2 separate regions of the Homo sapiens genome follow, and region 2 is linked to region 1. Evidence: chromatin loops called from intact Hi-C (ENCODE). Cell type or tissue: dorsolateral prefrontal cortex. All regions are shown on one strand.

Region 1 (5,000 bases):
TTTTTGTCGGCAGGACTTTATCATGGGTGTTGCTGTTCTTCCAGCAGGTGCGTGATGTCCGATTACCTCTCCTTTTGGAAATTGGCAGCCATTTATTTTCACATCACTAATTCCCTAAAGGTTGCAAAATGGTGATATTCTCATTTCCCTATGTCTTTTTTTTTTTTTTTTTTTTTTTTTGAGACAGAGTCTTGCTCTGTCGCCCATGCTGGAGTGCAGTGGCTCCATCTTGGCTCACTGCAAGTTCCACCTCCCGGGTTCACGCCATTCCCCTGCCTCAGCCTCCCGAGTAGCTGGGACTACAGGTGCCCGCCACCACGCCGGGCTAATTTTTTGTATTTTTAGTAGAGATGGGGTTTCACCGTGTTAGCCAGGATGGTCTCGATCTCCTGACCTCGTCGTGATCCTCCCGCCTCAGCCTCCCAAAGTGCTGGGATTACAGATGTGAGCCACCGCGCCCGGCCTATGTAACCATTTTCAAAGTGAGTTGGTTCACTGGCATCTTTCAGAGGTGATCGGTTGGCGTGTTTTTGTTGTTCGTTTAGTATGGCTGTGAACTTAATCATTATGAACATACTTGATGTGTTACAGTCCATTGCATTGTTGCCTCGTTGGTGAGCAGGTTGTTCTCCCTTTGGCCAGGGAGAGTCTCTTTCATGTTGGGGTCTAAGATAGAGGCATCTTTGTCAGATTCTTTCCTATCTAGCCTGACAAGATGTTCCGGGCTCATTTTGAACATTTAATGCCCTGATCTGCACTTAGCAATTGCCAAGGAGCCCTGATTCCTTTTAGTGAAAAATAGTATTTCAAGACCATAGTCTGCAAGCTTGGGCTCCTAGTTGCTGTGAGGCCTTTTCAATAGGCAGAGCTAGGAATAGCTAGGCATTTTTGTTTGTTTGTTTTTTGTTTTTGTTTTGTTTTGTTTTGAGACAGGCTCTTACTCTGTTGCCCATGCTGTAGTGCAATGGCACGATCTCAGCCCACTGCAACCTCTGCCTCTCAGGTTCAAGAGATTCTTGTGCCTCAGCCTCCCGAGTAGTGAGTAGCTGGGATTACAGGTGCATGCCATCACATCTGGCTAATTTTTATATTTTTAGTAGAGACAGGGTTTCACCGTGTTGGCCAAGCTGGTCTCAAATTCCCGACCTCAGGTGATCCACCCACCTTGGCCTCCCAAAGCATTGGGATTACAGGCGTGAGCCACCGCACCAGCCTAGGAATTGTTCTTTGTTTTTTGTATTTTTAAGATAAAATACATCATAAGTTCACTCTTTTTGATGAAAACTCAGGGCTGCAGGGTTTTAATTAACAGCTCCATCCTCTGTGTTTTCTCTTTTCCACACTGAAAATCCTAATTCTCATGGGTACTTGAGGAGGCTAGAGTTAGAGGTTCCCCAGCTCATGCTGCTTCAGTCACCTGGAGGGCTTGTGGACACACAGATGGCTGGGTCCATTCCCCATTTCTGATTGAACAGGTCTGGGTGGGGCCTGAGAATGAGCATTTCTAACAAATGCCCAGGTGGTGCTGATGCTGAAGGGCCAGGGGCCACTGAATAGAACATCACACGATTGCTCACTTGCTTTCAGTTGCTTTATCCCTCATTACATAGACTCTGAATAACACTATTAACTCCACCATCAACAACAGGACTAGTGAACACAGGTCTAGAACTGTTTTTGACAGTTCTTATTGGCATTTGGATGTATCCCATAAGGAATGAACAGTCAAATTACTGTAGTTTTAAAGTTACTTGTCATAGCTCCTCTCTCTGAGATTATACCACTAAATGTATATGTATACATTTAAGTTCACTTGTTTTATTTTTCCTGATTATTTTTAGGGAAAACCTTGAAAAAATCTAATTGCTTTATAACTATATAAAATATTTACTTCCAAAATTAAATCTACAAAATGAGGTCTATTTAAAGAAGCCTTGTGTATGTTCTGTCCTCTCCATGCTAACTCCTCCCTTCCTGAGTACTCCATCACAGTTTTTATGGTTTTCCTTCCACGTGAAAAACATCCAAACATATTTGTATTTCCCTTTCTTAGCTTAGACATTGCCAGCTGCACACACTGTCCCACCTCACTTTCCCCCGGACTCCACTCCACGCTAGGAGTATGTTGAGATCATTCTCATTCCATGATGTCGATATTCCGTGGTTTATTCTGCCAGTCCCCTCCTGGTGGAATTTGAGTTGTTTTGTGTTTTACTGTTTCCAGTAGTTGTGCACAGATAGCCTGTCTGTGGCCTTTCCGACGGGCCTGTTGGGATGGAGCCCTGCAGGGCGGGTTGCTGGGCTGAGGCAAATGGTTATGTCACTGTGCTGATGCTGCCTCAGCTCCCTCCTGAGTGCTTGCACCATTGGGAAACTGCCTGTAGGCCTCGCTGAGAAGCCAGCCCTTGAACAAAGCCAGTGGCAAAGGGGAAGTCTGGGGAAAGACCAGTTTGGGAACCCTTCTGTCTAAAGCCTTAAGGCATTGGGGTGCCAGGAACAGGAGTGTCTCTTTTTAACTTGTAAATACAGTACTGTGGTTCAAACTGCTACAGTAATGCTGTGTTTATTTAAAAAATGTATACACTGTTAAAGGCTGATTCCTCAGTATTCTTATATTCAGATGCATTTATCCAGTCTTTTTGTTTTTAAACTCTTGAATTTTAAGTTTGCTCTCTGAGGGCTAGAGAAGGCAACTTGTTTCCTTGATTAGAAGAGTTCATTCAACTTCTTAACATTCTTGGCCTGTGTGTTCTTGTCTTTTAAGTTAAAACAGAAAAAGACTGGGACTTTCTGTCTTTTGACTAGTCTTTACGTGTAGTAGTTCCTTTTCTGCAAATTTCCACAGTAGGAAACTTGATGAACACTAATGTATGGGTTTTCTTTTGACCCCACCTACAGTGGGTAGTATTGTCATATGACTGGGTGCTGGGAGAGAGCAGCAGAGGGCAGGGGTGTGTGTGTGTGTGTGTGTGTGTGTGTGTGTGTGTGTGTGTGTGTGTGTGTGTGTGTGTCAGAGGGAAGGTAGAGACCACAGGAAGGACCTGGAGGAGAGCCAGGCTGAATGGGTATAACGTTAAGCCGGCGATGACATGGCAGGGGGTGTACTGAGTACTTCTTTAGACTTGGCCTTTAAACTTGGTGGTGCAGAACTGTGGGAGGGTTCATTTGCTTTACTTCTCAAATATGTGCCTTCTAATGAAGGGAGGACAGTGTCTATGCTAGAAATGTGGAGTTAGTTGCCTAGTCATCTTAGGGGGTGACTAAACCTTGCTTTCTACCTAGAGAATCTGGATAACATCTGGATCCTTTTTTGTGCTTTCTCGTTGACCTTCACTCCCTGCCCCCACCCCCGACTGCGAAGGCTTTTCACGGACAGATACTCTGGCAGGAGCACCGGGGAGGCTTCCATACCCATGATTATGCATTTGATGTTAGTTTTCACCATGAAAGAGCTCCCAATCTGAAGCATTAATTTTCATTACTGCCTCGACATTATACACGAATTATAGCAAATACTTTATGCATTATTGAACAGGCTGAGATGACTTCCCAGTTTGTAATCTCGGATGTTTTTATCGTCCATTTGAAAGCCCGTTTTACCAAAAGCCATTGAAGAGAAATGAATGTATGGCCTATGGGCAAGCACTTGCATTCCTAGGCTTGAAGACGGTGCCCTCTCTAATCCCGTGTTTTCAAACATGAACTGCCTCATAGTGGATTGCAGCTTTCTTTTGTTAATAGGCTTAAAGAATTATTATTTCTGCAAAATTTTCTGTAAAGCAAATCTTAGATAAATTATACATTTCCTTTGACTTTTTTGTTCAAAAATAGAATCATGGAACCTTGCTTGGAGGGCCTTAAAATTAGTTCATCTCTTGTCTAGTCCAGTCACTCCGCTGCTTTTAGTCGCAACTGGGAGATGACCCAGCCCATGGTTGAGGCCCCCAGCTGTGGGACACTTTCTGTCATTCTTCACCCCCCTCCACCCTCAGGGTCTTCTCTCGTAGGCCACAGCATTTCTTGGGTTGAGCTAAATCCATTTCTCTGTCTTTCTCACCCATTAGTGCTCTGGGGCCTACTAAGCCCTACAGAATAAAGCCAGCCTTTGAAAATAAGACAGCCCATTAGGTGGCCGAGGACAGTGTCTTGTTAACAGGTTGAAACACTCCACATGTCTCCAACAATTTAAGATAAAGTGAGATGTATTTTATTAGAAAACTTACTGTTCCTTTTACCAAGATTATGCTAAAGAATTTGAAGAAAAATTGTCCTGTATCAGAGTATCAGCAAATATTCAGACTCCTTATGTCAAGGTTTTTTTTTCCAACATAAATCTCCAAATAGAAGTATTGACCTTGAAAATATATCATGTCAGGTATTTAGGAAAGCGACAAACTGACTGAACATTCTGTTTTGCTTAGCCACTCTCTCAGGGTTATAATTTTGTGATCCTTTTATACTTTTGTATGAGTAAGACCATCACGGCTTTGCACGTTCAAGAATTGGTTCAGTAAAAAACAGATGACAGAAATGTTCACTCTGTCTGCGGAAGGCCTTTTGGAACCCATATTTTCAGCCAACCATTGTTAAAACAACTGCTGCAGAGTAAGTAGTAAACTTGTTAGAATTAAGAAGTTGGGAAGGAGCACTGGGCAGTATTGAGTCCTAAGCCAAGCTACCTGGGTTCGAATCCCAGCCTTGGCGCTCATTTGCTTGATGTTGGGCCAATTAGGGGAGTTCTTGATGTCTTGGTTTCCATATGAGGGTTCAGGGTGAGTATGCGTGAAGTGCCGGGGGCATAGCAGGCGCACGGTGCTGTCTGGAGGGACGGTAAACAGGTGGCCCTTCTCTTGACTGTGTTACCTAGCAGCTGTTCCATGACCCTAATGTGATGGTTTTGGGAGGTGGGGCCTTTGGGAGGTGATTAGGTCATGTGGCTGGAGTCCCCACAAAAGGGATTAGTGCCCTTATAAAAAAGGGCCCCAGAGATCTCCCTTGCC
Region 2 (5,000 bases), 280 kb before region 1:
TGAGGACACAGACACACACAGAGGGACAGCCCCATGAGGAAACAGGGAGGCAATGCCGTCTGCAAGCCCAGGGCAGAGGCCTCAGGAACCAGCCCTGGTGACACCTGGACCTTGGACCCCCGTGCCCAGGACAGTAGGAGAATTGGAGCCGCCTGGCTGCAGTCCTTCCCGATGGCACCCTGTATTAGTCCGTTCTCACACTGCTAATTGTTGGGAAAAGGGCTTGTGGAATGCCTGTATAAACTGGCCATGAAAATATGGGACAATAAGTTGTGGAAAGCCACAAGAGGCCTCTGAGGAGGAAAGCCTCCTAATTGCCATCATGTTCGCATGCTCAGGGCGAGACCTGCTGTCTTATCTGTAAACACCGTGTTCAAGGAGAAAGACATTCCTTCGAAGCACTGGACTGTGGACAGACACACGAGCTCCTGGTTAAGCCCGCTCCCACCAGCTCCTGTCCGATAAGTTAAAGATACGCTGTTTGAGCACAAAGGAGATTCATTGAAACCGCTATTGCTGTAGATTACGCCTGTGACGCACTGCCTCCCTTTCACTGTTTCGCCCTGAATATCTGCTTCTCAGATCTAAGTGACTGTACTCAATAAATAGCGTGGAGACCAGAGCTCAGTGCCTTTTGCAGCCTCCATTTTGCCACTGGCCCCCTGGCTCCTACCTTTATGAACTCTTTTCTTTTTCTTTTTTTTTTTTTTTGGAGACGGAGTCTCACTCTGTTGCCCAGGCTGGAGTGCAGTGGCGCGATCTCCACTCACTGCAAGCTCCACCCCCTGGGTTCATGCCATTCTCCTGCCTTAGCCTCCCAAGTAGCTGGGACTACAGGCACCCGCAACCACGCCCGGCTAATTTTTTTGTATTTTTAGTAGGGACGGGGTTTCACAGTGTTCACCAGGTTGGTCTCGATCTCCTGACCTCACACACCACGCCCAGCTAATTTTTGTATTTTTTAGTAGAGATGAGGTTTTGCCACGTTGGCCAGGCTGGTCTCGAACTCCCGACCTCAGGTGATCTGCCTGCCTGAGCCTCCCAAACTGCTGGGATTACAGGCGTGAGCCACCGCACCCGGCCCCACCTTTATGAACTCTTAACCTGTCTCTTCTCATTCCTTTGTCACTACCGGACGTTGGATACACCATGGGTGGTGTTGAGGCTGGTCCCCAACACTAATAAAGACATACCTGAGACTGGGTCATTTGTAAAGGAAAAAGGTTTAATGGACTCACAGTTCAGCAGAGCTGGGGAGGCCTCAGGAAACTTACAGTTATGGCAGAAGGGGAAACAAACACCTCCTTCACATTGGCGGCAGGAAGGAGAAGTGCAGACTGAGGGGCCCAGGGTTTTAAAAGCCCCTTGAAACCATCAGCTTTTGTGAGAACTCAGTCACTATCATGAGAACAAGATGGGGGAACCACCCCCATGATTGAATGACCTCCTGCCAGGTCCCTCCCACAACATGTAGGGATTATGGGAACTGCAATTCAAGATGAGATTTGGGTGGGGACACAGCCAGGCCATGTCACCTCCCCAGGAAAGGAGCACATGTGCAGCAGTGGTGAGTCCCACCCTGCCTGGAAAGATATCAAAATCCGAGGGCAGAAAGGACCAGGAGGGACCATTGCTCACCTCCCTCCTCCTACCCCTTACCCCAAACCCCGCCCCAGCCTGGCAGAAGCCTCCTCAGGACACACCCTCCACCGGAGGGGCAGGCTGCTGTGTGAGGCACTGACCTCGCCCGCAGTGGATACCACCTGCCCCTCCTGACCCCAGTGACTGTTAACCCAGAGTCCATCAGGGGCTTGGTCTCTGGCAGACCCACCCCTCAGTGCGTACACTCTGGTGTCCCGGGCAGAGTACAGGGCAGGCGCCCCCAGGTGCACCCCCCAGATGCCGCACTGTGCCTGGAGCGTGGCTCCTGATGGCAGTCTCAGGACCTTTGCGCCACACGTCCTCCCGTGCGACGGCTGCTGGGGAAAGCCAAAGGCGTCCCTTCCAGCGGGAGCCAGCGACTGGTACGCAGGAGGGCCCTCAGGGGCAGGAGCCATGGAGCCCTCCTCTGGTGTGGGAATTCAGGGGATCTTAGCCACAGGGCATGGCGCGTGGGCGCAGAGCCGGCCGTGACCCACAAGTGCGTGATACTTGTACTTTGCTATTCTAGGAACCCATACATCAGTTTTCCTTATTTGCTGAAAAAGGCATGCATTAGAGGGGTGATTCATGTGGGAGGAGGCCGGGAGCCCCTCGATGTGAGGCGTTTCTCATGGGCGAATGTGGGGTATCCATGGTGGACCCCCACCCTGTGTGGATGGCTGCCCCCTGAGCAGTGCTTTGAGCTGGAGCTGTGGTCAGGTTCCGCAGTGCAGGAAGGGCTCCCAGGAGGCTGGTGGTCCCGCCTGCAGGAAGCCGACGCGTCTGTCCTCACACATTGATATGCCTGTCTGCCTGGGACGGACACTTCACCCTGGCTACCCATCGGGCCAAGGGCAGGTTGTATACACCTGGGCTGAGGCCTCTTTCTCATTCACATCTATCTCTTGCTCAGGAGTTGATCTAAGACAGGCTCTAATTGCACCTTAATAAGCTTGTTGGGGAGGAGTTGGGGGTGGGGACATAACAAGCCCTACCTGCCAGGGTATCCGGGTGACAGTGGCCGGTGGCCGAGCACCCCGGCCTGAATAGCTGGGGACTAATGCAGGAGACGCTGGGAAACAAGAGACTGTGACGTTGTGCGGAGGGAGTAGCCAGGGGCCTTCCGGACAGCAATGGGGGAGCAACGCAGCCGTGAGCTGGTGTGTCTCTCCCCACGCTCCTCCTGTACCTGGGACGCAGCTCCCGCAGGAACTGGCAGTGGGAGTGTGGGGGCCACGGAGGTCGTAGTAACCATCCCTGACAGTGCAGGGGCGGGGGGCTCGCGGGGGGGCTCGCGGGGGGCTCGCGGGGGGGCTCGCGGGGGGGCTCGCGGGGGGCTCGCGGGGGGCTCGCGGGGGGGCTCGCGGGGGGCTCGCGGGGGGCTCGCGGGGGGGCTCGCGGGGGGGCTCGCGGGGGGGCTCGCGGGGGGCTCGCGGGGGGGCTCGCGGGGGGCTCGCGGGGGGGCTCGCGGGGGGGCTCGCGGGGGGCTGGCGGGGGGCTGGCGGGGGGCTCGCGGGGGGGCTCGCGGGGGGGCTCGCGGGGGGGCTCGCGGGGGGCTCGCGGGGGGGCTCGCGGGGGGCTCGCGGGGGGCTCGAGGCGTCCCATGTGGGCAGCCGTTGGGACCTGCCAAGCACTGCGCCTAGTGATCTCCTTCGGGTTTGAGCCAGTCCATGGGGAGGAGCCGTCCACCAGGCAGCCTCAGGGAGAGTGGGCGGGTGTCAAGGGAAGCCCACGGCCCCAGCTGGCCCCCTTGTGTCTGAGCCCCCATGGCTTCCTCTGCCTCTAGGCTATGCCCACTGGAAGGGCCAAGTGCTGAATTCAGATGAGCTCCAGGAGTTGTACGAAGGCCTGAGGCTGAACAACATGAATAAATATGACTACGTGCTCACAGGTAGGTGCCGGAGCAAGCTGCCGCAGGGGACTACGCACCCCACTCCAGCCAGGGTGGGCTCAGGGAGGTCCAGAGCACCCCCGCCCTGGGCCTGTCTCGGGTCCCTGCCCCTTCAAGGAGGGCCTTGGCGTGCCCAAGCCACCATCACACCCCCGGTAGCCTGGGGGGTCCTGGCCACACTATGCCTGCCGGGACAATGACTGCCCAGGCTGTGCCAAGTCACCCCCACTCCTGTGACCACACTGGGGTTCCAGTGCCCAGGGGAGGGTGCAGGCAGGGTGTTGGGAACGCTGACCGGGGCAGGACAGGTGGGTGGGACACTCAATTAGGTGACGGGCTGCTACCTGGTACACTGCCATCCTTTGTCAACTTTCTGGTTAAAAAAAAATTGTATTTGTATACATGTTTATTATTATTATTATTTTTGAGACAGGGTCTCACTCTGTGGCCCAGGCTGTAGTGCAATGGCACAATCATAGCTCACTGCAGCCTCAACCTCCCAGGCTCAGGTGATCCTCCTGCCTCAACATCCCAAGTAGCTGGGAGTAAAGGCGTGCACCACCATGCCCAGCTAACTTTTTGTGGGTGTGTGTGGAGACAGGGTTTTGCCATGTTGCCCAGGCTGGTCTTGAACTCCTAGGCTCAAGCCAGCCACCCACCCTAGCCTCCCAAAGTGCTGGGATTACAGGCGTGAGCCACTGCAGCCAGCCTGGTTTCTACACTTTTAAATGGTTAGGGGAAACACTTAGCCTCCCAAAGTGTTAGAATTACAGGCGTGAGCCACTGCGCCCAGCCTCTCTACATGTCTAAAGGTCACATATAAGGCCAGGCACAGGGGCTCGAACCTGTAATCCCAGCACTTTGGGAAGACTAGGAGGGAGGCTCGCTTGAGACCAGGAGTTCAAAACCAGCCTGAGCGGCATAGTGAGACCTTGTCTCTACAAAAAAATTTTTAAAAATTAATTAGCTGGGCACAGTCCCAGCTACTCGGGAAGCTCAGGTGGGAGGATGGCTTGAGCCTGGGAGTTCAAGGCTGCAGTGAGCTATGGTTGAACCACTGCACTCTGGACTAGGGGACAGAATGAGACCCTGTCTCAAAATAAATAAGATTAAAGTGTCATATGCTTATTACTGAAAGTAGAAATATAAATAAAGGAAAGATCACTCCTTCACCTCTCGCCCGTGGGTTCATTCCTGTGAAGCACAGCGTTTCTGTTGAGAAATGCTGCCGGGTCTGCCCTCCGTGTCTTTCAACTGTGAGGACACCTCGTTTGCACCCACCTCCCTCCCCCCAGCTCCTGAGCACTGTGGGGACACCTCACCTGCACCCACCTCCCTCCCCCCGCTCTGAGCACTATGGGGACACCTCGCCTGCACCCACCTCCCTCCCCCCAGCTCCTGAGCACTATGGGGACACCTCGCCTGCATCCACCTCCCTCCCCCCGCCCCCAGCACTGTGGGGACACCT

The links. Hi-C counts contacts between places; a loop is a spot of excess contacts. Peaks named below come from ENCODE experiments on the same cell type or tissue, not always from the same donor. Only the 100,000 strongest peaks of a DNase experiment are listed, where the experiment ranks them.
Region 2: it touches region 1 in a loop (4-fold over the local background); 1 of 110 quality-filtered maps calls a loop at or near these places.

Annotation. Positions count from the first base shown.
Region 1 is chr21:44,022,871-44,027,870 of GRCh38, forward strand. The region is part of intron 1 of TRAPPC10 (trafficking protein particle complex subunit 10); the gene reads left to right. Among named protein-coding and RNA genes, the nearest start is that of TRAPPC10, 13 kb to the left of the region's middle. In dorsolateral prefrontal cortex, no CTCF peak of the experiment used is centred here; a DNase peak (open chromatin) is centred at 2,341; H3K4me3 peaks cover 550 bases; H3K27ac peaks cover 3,426 bases.
Region 2 is chr21:43,738,240-43,743,239 of GRCh38, forward strand. It overlaps PDXK (pyridoxal kinase), which reads left to right. Exons shown (of 11, transcript NM_003681.5): 3 at 3,428-3,532. Among named protein-coding and RNA genes, the nearest start is that of PDXK, 22 kb to the left of the region's middle. RefSeq lists enhancers at 1,384-2,122, 2,123-2,861. In dorsolateral prefrontal cortex, no CTCF peak of the experiment used is centred here; a DNase peak (open chromatin) is centred at 2,652; H3K4me3 peaks cover 775 bases; H3K27ac peaks cover 4,527 bases.